Regions from separate parts of the Mus musculus genome. Here region 2 is linked to region 1. The links are chromatin contacts, found by Hi-C or POLR2A ChIA-PET in ENCODE. All regions are on one chromosome and are shown on one strand. Each heading gives the region's core, a stretch centred on a gene start or an enhancer-like site at or near the end of the contact. The rest is flanking DNA. Distances are from core to core; before and after follow the strand shown. Region 1 has its middle 22 kb from the start of Ccnq. Region 2 has its middle 21 kb from the start of Ccnq.

What was found. Hi-C counts contacts between places; a loop is a spot of excess contacts on that map. ChIA-PET counts read pairs that join two places held with the same protein, here RNA polymerase II (POLR2A).
Region 2: a loop to region 1 is called in a map of left cerebral cortex, with 2.1 times the contacts of the local background. The contact joins two enhancer-like sites. A Hi-C loop is called at or near these places in 3 of 37 maps with a recorded cell type or tissue (T-helper 2 cell and left cerebral cortex). POLR2A ChIA-PET finds 5 or more read pairs at or near these places in 1 of 5 experiments (Patski).

The regions. Positions count from the first base shown.
Region 1 is chr11:78,726,866-78,732,248 of GRCm38, reverse strand. No RefSeq gene overlaps it. Among named protein-coding and RNA genes, the nearest start is that of Ccnq, 22 kb to the left of the region's middle. Within about 2 kb of position 1,465, at least 1 of the 3 ENCODE cell types and tissues checked has a DNase peak (open chromatin) inside an H3K27ac peak, as active enhancers do.
Region 2 is chr11:78,770,029-78,775,203 of GRCm38, reverse strand. No RefSeq gene overlaps it. Among named protein-coding and RNA genes, the nearest start is that of Ccnq, 21 kb to the right of the region's middle. Within about 2 kb of position 3,188, at least 1 of the 3 ENCODE cell types and tissues checked has a DNase peak (open chromatin) inside an H3K27ac peak, as active enhancers do.

The DNA of each region.
Region 1 (5,383 bases), core at 216-2,715:
GTGCCATGTTTATCTGTTGGTTAATTGGTTGGTTTTGGTTTTTCAAGACAGTATTTTTTAAAGATTTATTTATTTATTTTATGTATGTGAATACACTGTAGCTGTACAGATGATTGTGAGCCTTCATGAGGTTTGGGGGAAATTGAATTTTTTAGGATCTCAACTCGCTCTGGTCAACCCTGCTCCCTCCAGTCAACTCTGCTCACTCAGTCCCTGCTTGCTCTGGCCCATATTTATTATTATACATAAGTACACTGTAGCTGACTTCAGACGCACCAGAAGAGGTCGTCAGATCTCATAACAGGTGGTTGTCAGCCAACATGTGGTTGCTGGGATTTGAAATCAGGACCTTCAGAAGAGCAGTCAGTGCTCTTAACAGCTGAGCCATCTCTCCAGCCCAAGATAGGGTTTTTAAGACAGTGTGTAGTTTTTGCTGCTCTAGAACTTGCTTTGTAGACCAGGCTGGCATTAAATTCAGAAATTTACCTGCCTCTGCCTTCTGAGTGCTGAGATTAAAGGCTATACCATCACACCCAGCTGAGGGTGTCATTTTTTAAAAGGGTGGGCAATTCAGAATTGCTTTGAGATGCAAAACGTATGACAAATTTCAGAGAAACAAAAAGTGGTCAAACAACATCTTCAATGATCATGCACATAAGCATCTTAATGCACTACTGAAGAATGCAACACATTTTCAACTGTATGTATTTTACATATAATAAAGTAATAAATATAATTTTCTCTAAAAAAGGGAGGCTGGGTAAGGAAGGCTCATTGAGAAGATGACTTCTTTTTATAATCTTATCTTCTTTTCTTCCTCTTCCTCCTCCTTCTTCTTCTCTGTCCTCCTCCCTGTCCTCCTCCTCCTCCCCCCCCCCTCCTCCATTGAGTACATGTGCAGGTGTGCATATGCCATGAAGGTCAAGAGACAGCTTAAGGAACTCAGCTGACTCTTTTAAGCAATGATTCTGAGAATCCAACTCAGATTGCCAGGGTTCTGCTGCAAGCACTTTTACCCCCTCCACCATCCACCATCGTGCTAGCCAGAGAAAATGACTAAGAATATACATTCTCATTCTCATTTAAGCAAGCATAAATTCAGTGGAGAAAGCTCTCCCAGGAGCCCAAGATTGTTTACTTTGCCACTTCTGCCTATAGCCTTGTGGTGTCAACCTGATGAGCTGTCAGCACCAAATACATGGACAGCTCCTTCCTCACGCCTTCCTTAATTCTCCCAGAACCTGGTCTCTGACTGTGGTTCTGCTCAAGACATCCCTGGCTATCTTACTCTTCATGCCACAACTTTAAGGACTGGGGCTAGAATCTATCTGGATTGTATTTCAGAAGGTGTCTTGAAGTTCATGATTCTAAAAGAAACCAGATTAAACATTTGAAAAGTCTGTAAGTAAACCAAGTGGTGGTGGCTGTGCAGGCTTTTAATCCAGCACTTGAAAAGGAAAAATACACTCCTTTTCCCACCCCCTCATCTGTGTGTGTATGCGGAATGTGGGAATGTGTCTGTACAGATTTGTGCCCATGTATTTGGAGGCCAAAGCCAATGCAATGTCTCTCTCGGTTGCTCCTCCTTCTCCTCCTCTTCTTCCTCTTAGTCTTCTTTGAGACATGGTTTCTCTATGTAGCCCTGGATATTCTGGAACTAATTCTGTAGACCAGGCTGGCCTCAAACTCGGAGAGATCTGCCTGCCTCTGCCTCCCAAGTGCTGGGATTAAAGGTGTGCACCACCACTGCTAGGCTTCCAAGTTATTCTATTTTAGACAGGAGCTCATCTATTGGAGAAGACTAGTTGTCTAGCAAGCCCAAGAGATGTTCCTGTCTTCATACCCCCACTGCTGGGCTTAGAAGTGTGTGGTACCATTCCTAGCATTCTTACATGGATTTTAGTGGTCAAACTCAGGTTCCCATGTTTATGTGATAGACACTCTTGATAGGCATCACCCTAGCCCCTAGTTATAGATATATAAGCATTCTAAACCCAAATCTCTGACTCCGGTTCTTAGGAAATATTGCATTGTTATCTACAGAAGCTGGTTCTGACATAGCATTTGTATTTTGCAAACAGTATAACTTAAAAAAAAATACTTAACAAGCCCCTACTGGATTGGAATTAATGTCTTTTATAGCTTCATTCTCCTTGGCTGTATTCTTCATGTCTCCAGAAAATGCTTATGTAGCTGCCTCAGCTTTTCACAAATTACCAGGGGATTAAAGACACATTTGGGGAGACCATGTAGTTTAAATAATCTCAAGAATATGTAGCTTAAGTAGCTCTCTGCTCTCTCTTCCCTGCCAGAGGCAGGCGCAGACTACAGAAGGAGACGAATGGGAACCATGACCATGTGAAGCAGATTCTGTTTGGTTTAAGGGCAATGGACTGAAGCGGATATAGATGAACAACCGGTTTCTTAGAATTTAATCTATAATGCCGAAATGACAAAAGCCAAAGTTATTCCAGGCATGATGGCACGTGCCTGTTATCTGAGCACTTGGGAGGTAGAGTCAGTACGATCAGTAGTCCAAGGTTACACTTGGACACAAAGTAAGTTTAAAGCCAACCTGATCTATAGGAGACCCTGTCTAAAATAAATAGGCAAACAAACAAACAAGCAATAATCAGCTAAAAAGAAAGAAGGAAAGAAAGAAAGAGAGAGAGAGAGAGAGAGAGAGAGAGAGAGAGAGAGAGAGAGAGAGAAAGGAAGGAAGGAAGGAAGGAAGGAAGGAAGGAAGGAAAAAAGAAAGACAGGAAGGAAGGAAGGAAGGAAGGAAGGAAGGAAGGAAGGAAGGGAAGTGAGCTGAAGTCATCCTCTGAACTCCTTCTGTTGAGGTATTCTGAGGTATTCTATAAATTTGGTCAAGAGTGAGCACAACACTCTAGTACTGAGCTGTGTGGTGGAAAATTCCAATTGTCAGTCTCTAAGAATACTCAGCTGACCCTACTTCTAGCAGACTGAGAAAATGAACCAGCATTTTCAGCACAACCTCCATGTACCCAAGTCTCCATCAGTCACTTTCTGCATATTATCTCAAGGCATCCTCACAGTAACCCTGGAACATAGGTAGCATTACCACTGCCTCACTAATGAGGTAGCTGAGGCGTGAGAAAGGGTCATAACTTATGACCACATAGTTTGCAGAGAGCAAAGATTCACACTCAGGTCAGTTTTAACATCAGACTGTGCTGTTAAACCTCTGTCTGTAGCTTTGGAAACTCCAGTGAAGAAAAGGCTCTGGTGGTATAGCAGAAACTGCTCCTGCTGCTTGGGTTGATGGCTCTAGGTTGAATGTAGAAAGCTCATGAGTACCCCTGTATTTGCAAGCTGCTGCCTCTCAAAAGCTGAACTAGAGCCAGGTGTGGTTGTACATGCCTATAATTTCAATACTTGAGAAACAGAGGCAGGAGGATTGTCACAAGTTTAAGGCCAATCTAGGCCACATAGTGGATATCACAATGGAAACTATTATTTTTTATATAATTAATCTATGCTAATAAAATGGCCTTAGAAAAAGTTGACTTAATTGGGCAGTGGTGGAGCAGACTTTTAATCCCAGTACTCAGGAGGCAGAATGGATCTCTGTGAGTTTGAGGCCAGCCTGGTATACAAAGTGAGTTCCAGGACATCCAGGGCTACACAACTAAACCTTGTCTCAAAAAACAAAAAGTAACAAAACAAAACACATAAATTTAAAAAGAAAAACAAAAGGAAAAGTTGTCTTAAAGCACACGGTGAAGTTAGCACCTGGTGGGCATGTGAAGAGTACAAATATTTGGACTCCCCATTCCAGAATATTCTATTTCATGAGTATGTAACAGAGCCTGGAAATATGAATTTTTAAAGATTGTTTTTTGTCGTTCTGAGGCACTGACAAGTGTGGAAGCCACTGTTTTCAGGAGCCCCTGTAAGCCCACGGTTTCCCTTTCTGCCTGTTATAAACAATCCTCAGAGCCAAGGCACAGTTCTGAAAGAGGAGCCAGCATCCCCTGGAGGGATCTTAGGATGCTTTGAAATTGTTTGGACCAATAGTTCTCAATGATGGGAGATAGCATATGTGCCTGGGACACTCTCCAACCTCCACTCATCTCAGCTGAGAATCACTACACTAATCCGATGAAGCTGGAGATAAGTTAACAGGAACAGGAGACACCTATTTGCTCAGGAATTGATGTTAGCCGCTTCTGCACTGTTACTGAGTAGTCTTGACCTTCTCCACCATCAGGTACCTTCCAGGAGAACTTCTACTTTATCTCTAGGGAATCTCCCATGTTGCCTCCCTTACAACTAGACAGAGGTTGTAGATGGAGAGTCCCTTTGGGCTTATGGCAAATTCCAGACCAGCCAGACATACATAATGAGTCTTTGTCTTGGTTCAAGAGCAGCCTGCCTTTGTTGGGCATATCTGTCAAAGGATCGGCTGCTGTGTCTTGGAAGTTGTAATCCTAAAACATTCACTCACTCACTCACTCTAGTCTGTGTTGACTTGGCTGCAAAGGGAATGATGCTCTTAGTATGCTCTTTGCTTTGAAATGAAAGGGCTGGGACAAAGTCAGTTTTTACTATCATCAGGCAGACCCAGGTAGATTGCTCTGAAGCATCTTTCTAAAATTCTACTGGTTGGGTAGACAAGATGACTCAGTGGGTAAAGGTAGTTGCCTTCAAGATCAAGGACTTGAGTTGAATCTTCTAGGACCCATGTGATGGAAGGAGAGAACTGACCCTCACAAATTCTTCTGACTGAAAATGTGGATATGACCACTCCTGAGTACAGTTGAGAAGGTTTTATCATAGACATGAGGGAGAGTACTGCCAGGGGCATATGGAAGAGTTCAGACTGAACTGGGCCTGAGAGCTCTGAGAAGGGAGTGGGGAGAGAGATATTGGAAGACAGAAGTGTGAAGTGGGCAAAAGGAGACCAGGAGCCAAGAGAAGAGTTAAGAGTCAAGAGAGCTTGCAAGATCCAAGAGAGTATGTAGCCAAAATGGCTGTTACACAGAAATCAGAAGTTGGGGGAAGGGAAACGAAGCCCAGCTCCTGGATTGGAGAGGTTTAAGGTAGGGGGCGGGGTGAGAAGTAACGGGAGGAGCCACAGATACTAAGGGATTCTGGGAATTCTAGCCAGAGTCCAATTTGAAATGTTAGTAGGCACCTCCTTTACCCATTTGTCCCAGGTTTCTTTGAGACCTCAACACTGACCACACGTGTAGGTCACACAAAAAAGTCACGTGGCCAACCCAGAGCTGGTAGAGTCCTGACAGTCATACCTATTCCTTTCCCTCTCAAAGTCCAGTTCACCCATGGACAGGATCATGTTCACCGGCAGGCTCTGCTGTGTGTGGCTGGAATGAGCTGCAGCTGGCATTGCTCTTTG
Region 2 (5,175 bases), core at 1,939-4,438, 41 kb before region 1:
GCTGTATGCACATTACACCCTCAACCAAACCATTTCATCTATCAATCAATCAGTTAGTTAATTTCATTTTCCTTATTCTACTTTGTATTTGGAGAGCAGTCCCATATAGTACAGGAGGACCCTGAACTCACTGTGTAGCCAAGGGTGACTTTGAACTTTTGACCCTCCTCTCTTTATCTTCCAAGTGCTGGGATAACAGGCGCATGCCGCCAAGCTTGGTTTTGTGCTGTGCAGGGGATAGTATAGTAGCCAAGACCTTGTGCATGCTAGGTGGGCACTCTACCGACTGAGCTACATCCCACTCAATCATACTGTTTTAGAAGAGTGATCTGGGGAGATTGATCAGTAGATAAAGCACTTGCCGCAGGAGCATGAAGACCAGAATCCATGTAAAGCTGTATCTGTAATCCCAGTGTCCTTACACTGAGATGGGAGGCAGAGACAGTAGAATTCCTAGATGTTCATGGGCCAGCTAGCCCAGCATATACAGTGTCTAACAAGAGACCCTGTCAAACGAAGTGGGAAGTGAGGACTAACAACCAACACGCATGCACACACACACACACACACACACCCCAGCACACCCCTCACAATTAAAAACACAAAACAACAAAGACCACAATATGTGAGCCATTCAGTTCAAGTGAGTGCAACCCTCTCCGCATGCTAGGCAGGGAAGGGTCACATCCTTCCCCCACCAGCCTTTTACAGGAACCTGAACTTGACAGTACAGTCTTGTCTATCCTGAAGTCACACCAGATCACGCACTGTTTGTGGATTCCTCTGTTAGAGTGTGTGGAGCACCGTCTATGAGCCAGGCTCTGGGAAATGCCTGGAGGACCAAGGCCTCTGACCTAGGAGCTACCTGAGTCATCCTTCTCTCCCTGGCCCATTTTGCATCCGTGGCTTCAGCCTTCAGTTGAAGCTCATCTCCTGCATCTTTCTCAGTGGAGGACATCTTAAAGATGCTCGTAGTGTGTATCGAGAGGCTCCAGCCAGACCGACAACGCTAAGGAGTAATCCTTTTTGTCAGTTTTCCGTTGAGCCTTCTGACCTGTATTGGTTAAACACTGCCTGGGTGGCCAGGCACTGCAGTTTATCTGCTGTGTTCCTCTCACTCAGAAGTTCTTGGTATATATTCATCTCTGTATCTCTAATAGTTATTGAGTGCATATATATGTACATAAATATATATATACACACACATATACATATGTGTATATATACAGCACAGTGTGTGTTGTATATGCATATGTTGTATATATATACATATGTATATATGTACACATGTGTATATATACATATGCATATATATGTATATATGTACATATGTGTGTATATATATATATATATATATATATATATATATATATACATATATATATATATACAGCACAGCATGTGTCACACAGCAAGTGTGCAGTTCACAGAATGAACAGCTAAGTTTTAAGTGGGCAGACAACTACAAGATCAGTAAGTTCAGGTTGGCTAAGGGACAGGCTGAGGGACATAAAGGACTGGCCACATTGCCAGTGACAGTTGTCCCAGACTTGTCCGCACCTGTCTCTTACCTCGGCAGGCAACAAGCCATACCATAAAACTTCTTATCTGTCTTTCAGGAGTTGATTTACAATCAGCCATTCAAAGGCAAAAATATGGGCCTTCAGACTTTTACTGCCTTTTCATTATTCCCAGTGACACACAGAAATATCATTCAAAACATTAGCAATTACTTTAGAAGGCGTGTGTCTGAAGGGCTTGGCGGCTATGCTCCAGTGAGGTAAGTCAGGGTGTTTCTGCCAGGGCCTTCAGTGGGACTTGGAGCTGGTTCAAGAGCAGAATTGATCTCTCAAGCCTCATTTTCATCTCCATCAGCACCCTATCAGACACCTCATTCCCCTAGCCAGTTCCCATCCATGTATAATTTACGCACTTGATTTCAGGGGATTAATCTCTGCCTCATTGAATGGGGGTGGAGCGGGCAGATCCTTTCCTTGTTTCTCACTGTAGTCCACTCATGTGTATTTCCATAGATTACATTCTGCTTCCTCCTGGAACTTTGCTTTTTTAAAGAATTCACTTCTAAGTCACCCCTTTTTAGTAAGTTCATAGGGGTGGGTGGGAAGGTGAGTGTGTATGGACTTCTGTTTATGCGGGAAGTACTTGTCCCCAGCCTATCTAAGAGGAGACCAGTTGATCCCTTCTTGCCACGTAGAGACAGTCATCCACTTTCAGGTTCAAACAGGGATGCTGGGAGCCTCACCTGGCACCAAAACTTGTGCCATTGACCTTCAACCCAAGAGTTAGGTCCCCAGGCCCTGAGCTCCTAGCTCAGTTCTACCCCTCAAGTGTAGCAGCCTCTTTGGTCTCTGGAAGCAGAGTAGAATGTATTCATTCATACAGACAGAGGAATACTTGAGCCTCTTCCCTAGCCTTAGGACTTTCCCATAATGCCACCCCCTCCTTGTGTTGTGTCCACTGCCCTCAGGGAATAGCTCATCTAACTCTGAAGTCTCAGAATCCCAACCCAGAAGCCCTTCGAGATGGCCCAGTGAGGGAATGGTGCTTTGCCACCAAGACTGAAGACACTACAAGGTCTCAATGTCAATAGGTTGGATACCTGTCTAAGGATTTACAGTGTTCTCCAGTAAAGTATGGATTTGAGATCTGTCACTATAGAAATAGTCTCCCTTTATTAACTTAGTGTTTTCCTGGTTTATTTAATCCCAGACTCTTTTACAAACCTGAACAAAGCAAGACGACAGGTGAGCTTGCTGGGGCTGCTCACCCTGAGACACAGGCCTTTGCAGGTCCAGTGGCAGCAATGGTTTATGGAACAGACTTTGAGAATACTCTTTGGCATCCCCATGCTCCTCAGATTACCAGCCTCCCCTTTAGCCACCCACACCATAGGTCCTATGGCATAGGTGGTCCCACGAGGGCTGCAAGCACATGTGGCCTGGGACCATGAAGAAAAGTTTCCTGGAGGCACCCTCTGGTTACCCTTCTGATCCGGAGAGCCAGCTCCTGTCCTAACTGTTGATCTTCTGCCTTCAGGCACTTCCTGTCTCCCTGACTATCAGAGAAGCCACAGCAGCCTGCCTGCCTGCTTCCGGCTAGACAAGAGACTCTGAACTGGAGAGTGAGAGCCATCTGAGACAGGCTTGGTTGGAAGGGAGGCACCCAAGGCAGTGTTTAGCAGGATCCCTGCTGGGGAATCAGCTTTGCAGGGAGAAGGCAACTGACAGCTTGCAAGGCAATGAAGCAAACACTTCGGCACGAACCGCCTTCACAAGCGCATGGCGTGTGAAAGAATCCACCTGTCTCAACACCACTGCACCCACCCAGGTGACACCTAAAGCAGCAGCAGCCACCACCGCCTCCATCCCCCAACAGCCAAAGTCATGTGAGAGGCACCAGCCTTTGCCTGTCATCGCCGAAAACAGAGCCAGCCTAACTGGTACATTTTGTCCAACACAAAGCCCCAAGTGAGAGATGAATAAAAACCAGGAAGAAATGTAAGAGGCTCAGACTGGGTCAAGTCAGGGTGGAGAGACCTGTGAAGTAAGAAAGCCTTGTAATGTCTTATGATGTATATTCACTCAGGCTGGACATCTTTCTGCTAAAGGACCTGGACTAATGTCGTCCATGATTAACAGCGTATGTGTGTGCACGCTTGTGTCTAAAATAATAGAGATGAGGACCCATCCCTGTAATCCCAGTGCTCCGGAGGCAGACCAGCCTGGGCTACATACAGAATTCCAGGCCCACCAAAGTTTTACAGCAAGGGCATCTCAAAACTAAACAGGCTTTACAGTGGATAAGGGTACTTACTACCAACCCTGGAGACCTGAGTTCTACTCCCAGTCCCACACAGAGGAAGGAAAGTAGAAGTCCCATAGCCATTCTCCGATCACAACGTGGCAGGAGCACTTATACATACAAAAGAAGTAAACATTAAAAACATGTAAAACCCCAATTGTTGCCAGGCATGGTAGTCACGCCTTTAATCCCAGCATTTCAGGAGGCAGAGGCAGGCGGGTCTATGTGAGTTCTAGGTCAGTTTGGTCTACATAGTGAGTTCCAGGTCAAGCCAGGGCTTCATAGAAAAACCCGATCTCAAAGAAATAAACAAACACAAAAGCCCAATTGTTTAATTCCTCCTCTACCACCACAAAATAAAACAAAAACCCATCAGCAGGAACAAATTCATACATAAGCTAATTAACAATGGCCGGTATTAGATGTTGCTGAGTGGCTTGCATTGTGAGTAGACTTTGCTGCTAGATACCTGGTTATATGGGAGAGGAGACAAGAACACATGAAAAAAGCCACACTGGAAGGGGGTGGAGAAACAGTCTCTAGGAATGAGCCCTGTTTTGTATGATTGAGTGGCAAACACTGGCATCGGTGACTGCCTGTCTTTCTGGTCTTCACCCATCCTGGAAGAGTTTCCCCTAGCAAACAATTTCCAGCCTTGACTGGTGATGCTATAGATACTGTACAATAAATAGCACAGGGGCACAGGGTCCTGCGCAGTAACCAGAGGGCAAAACAGCGAGTCATCTATCTCCCCAGGTCGAGGTTCCAGGCTCTGACTGCCTGGATTATTTACTCTGTCATGAAACCACAGAAAGGTCTTCAGCACCTTCTTGTCGGGTACTGAGTGCCACGCCCCACTAACACCTTTTTTGGTTTTGTTTTGTGTTTGTTTTTTGTTTTGTTTATTTTTCTCAAGACAGGGTTTCTCTGTGTAACCCTGGGCTGTCCTGGAATTCATGCTGTAGACCAGGCCGGCCTTGAACTCAGAGATCCACCTGCCTCTGCCTCCCAAATGTTGAGATTAAAGGTGTGTGTAAAACCAGGCTTCCCTCACATTTATTTAAAAGACCCTATTTACAATACAACTGATTTTTCTGCAAATCTTCCATTTGTGTGTGTGTGTGTGTGTGTGTGTGTGAGACAATCTTTGGAGCGATTAATCAAAAATGACACTGTAAGCTGTTCACTTTTCATCACGTCTTGTTTCTGCCAAGAGCTTGGAGCCTTCAGCTCCAGCTTCATGTTTCTTGGGGGAAAGTGGGGAAGCTCTAAGCTTTCAGGGGAACCCAATGCCTGGAAGTCTGACGTACCCCCTAGTGTGTGTGAGTGTGGGGAGGGGAGGCAAGAACACAA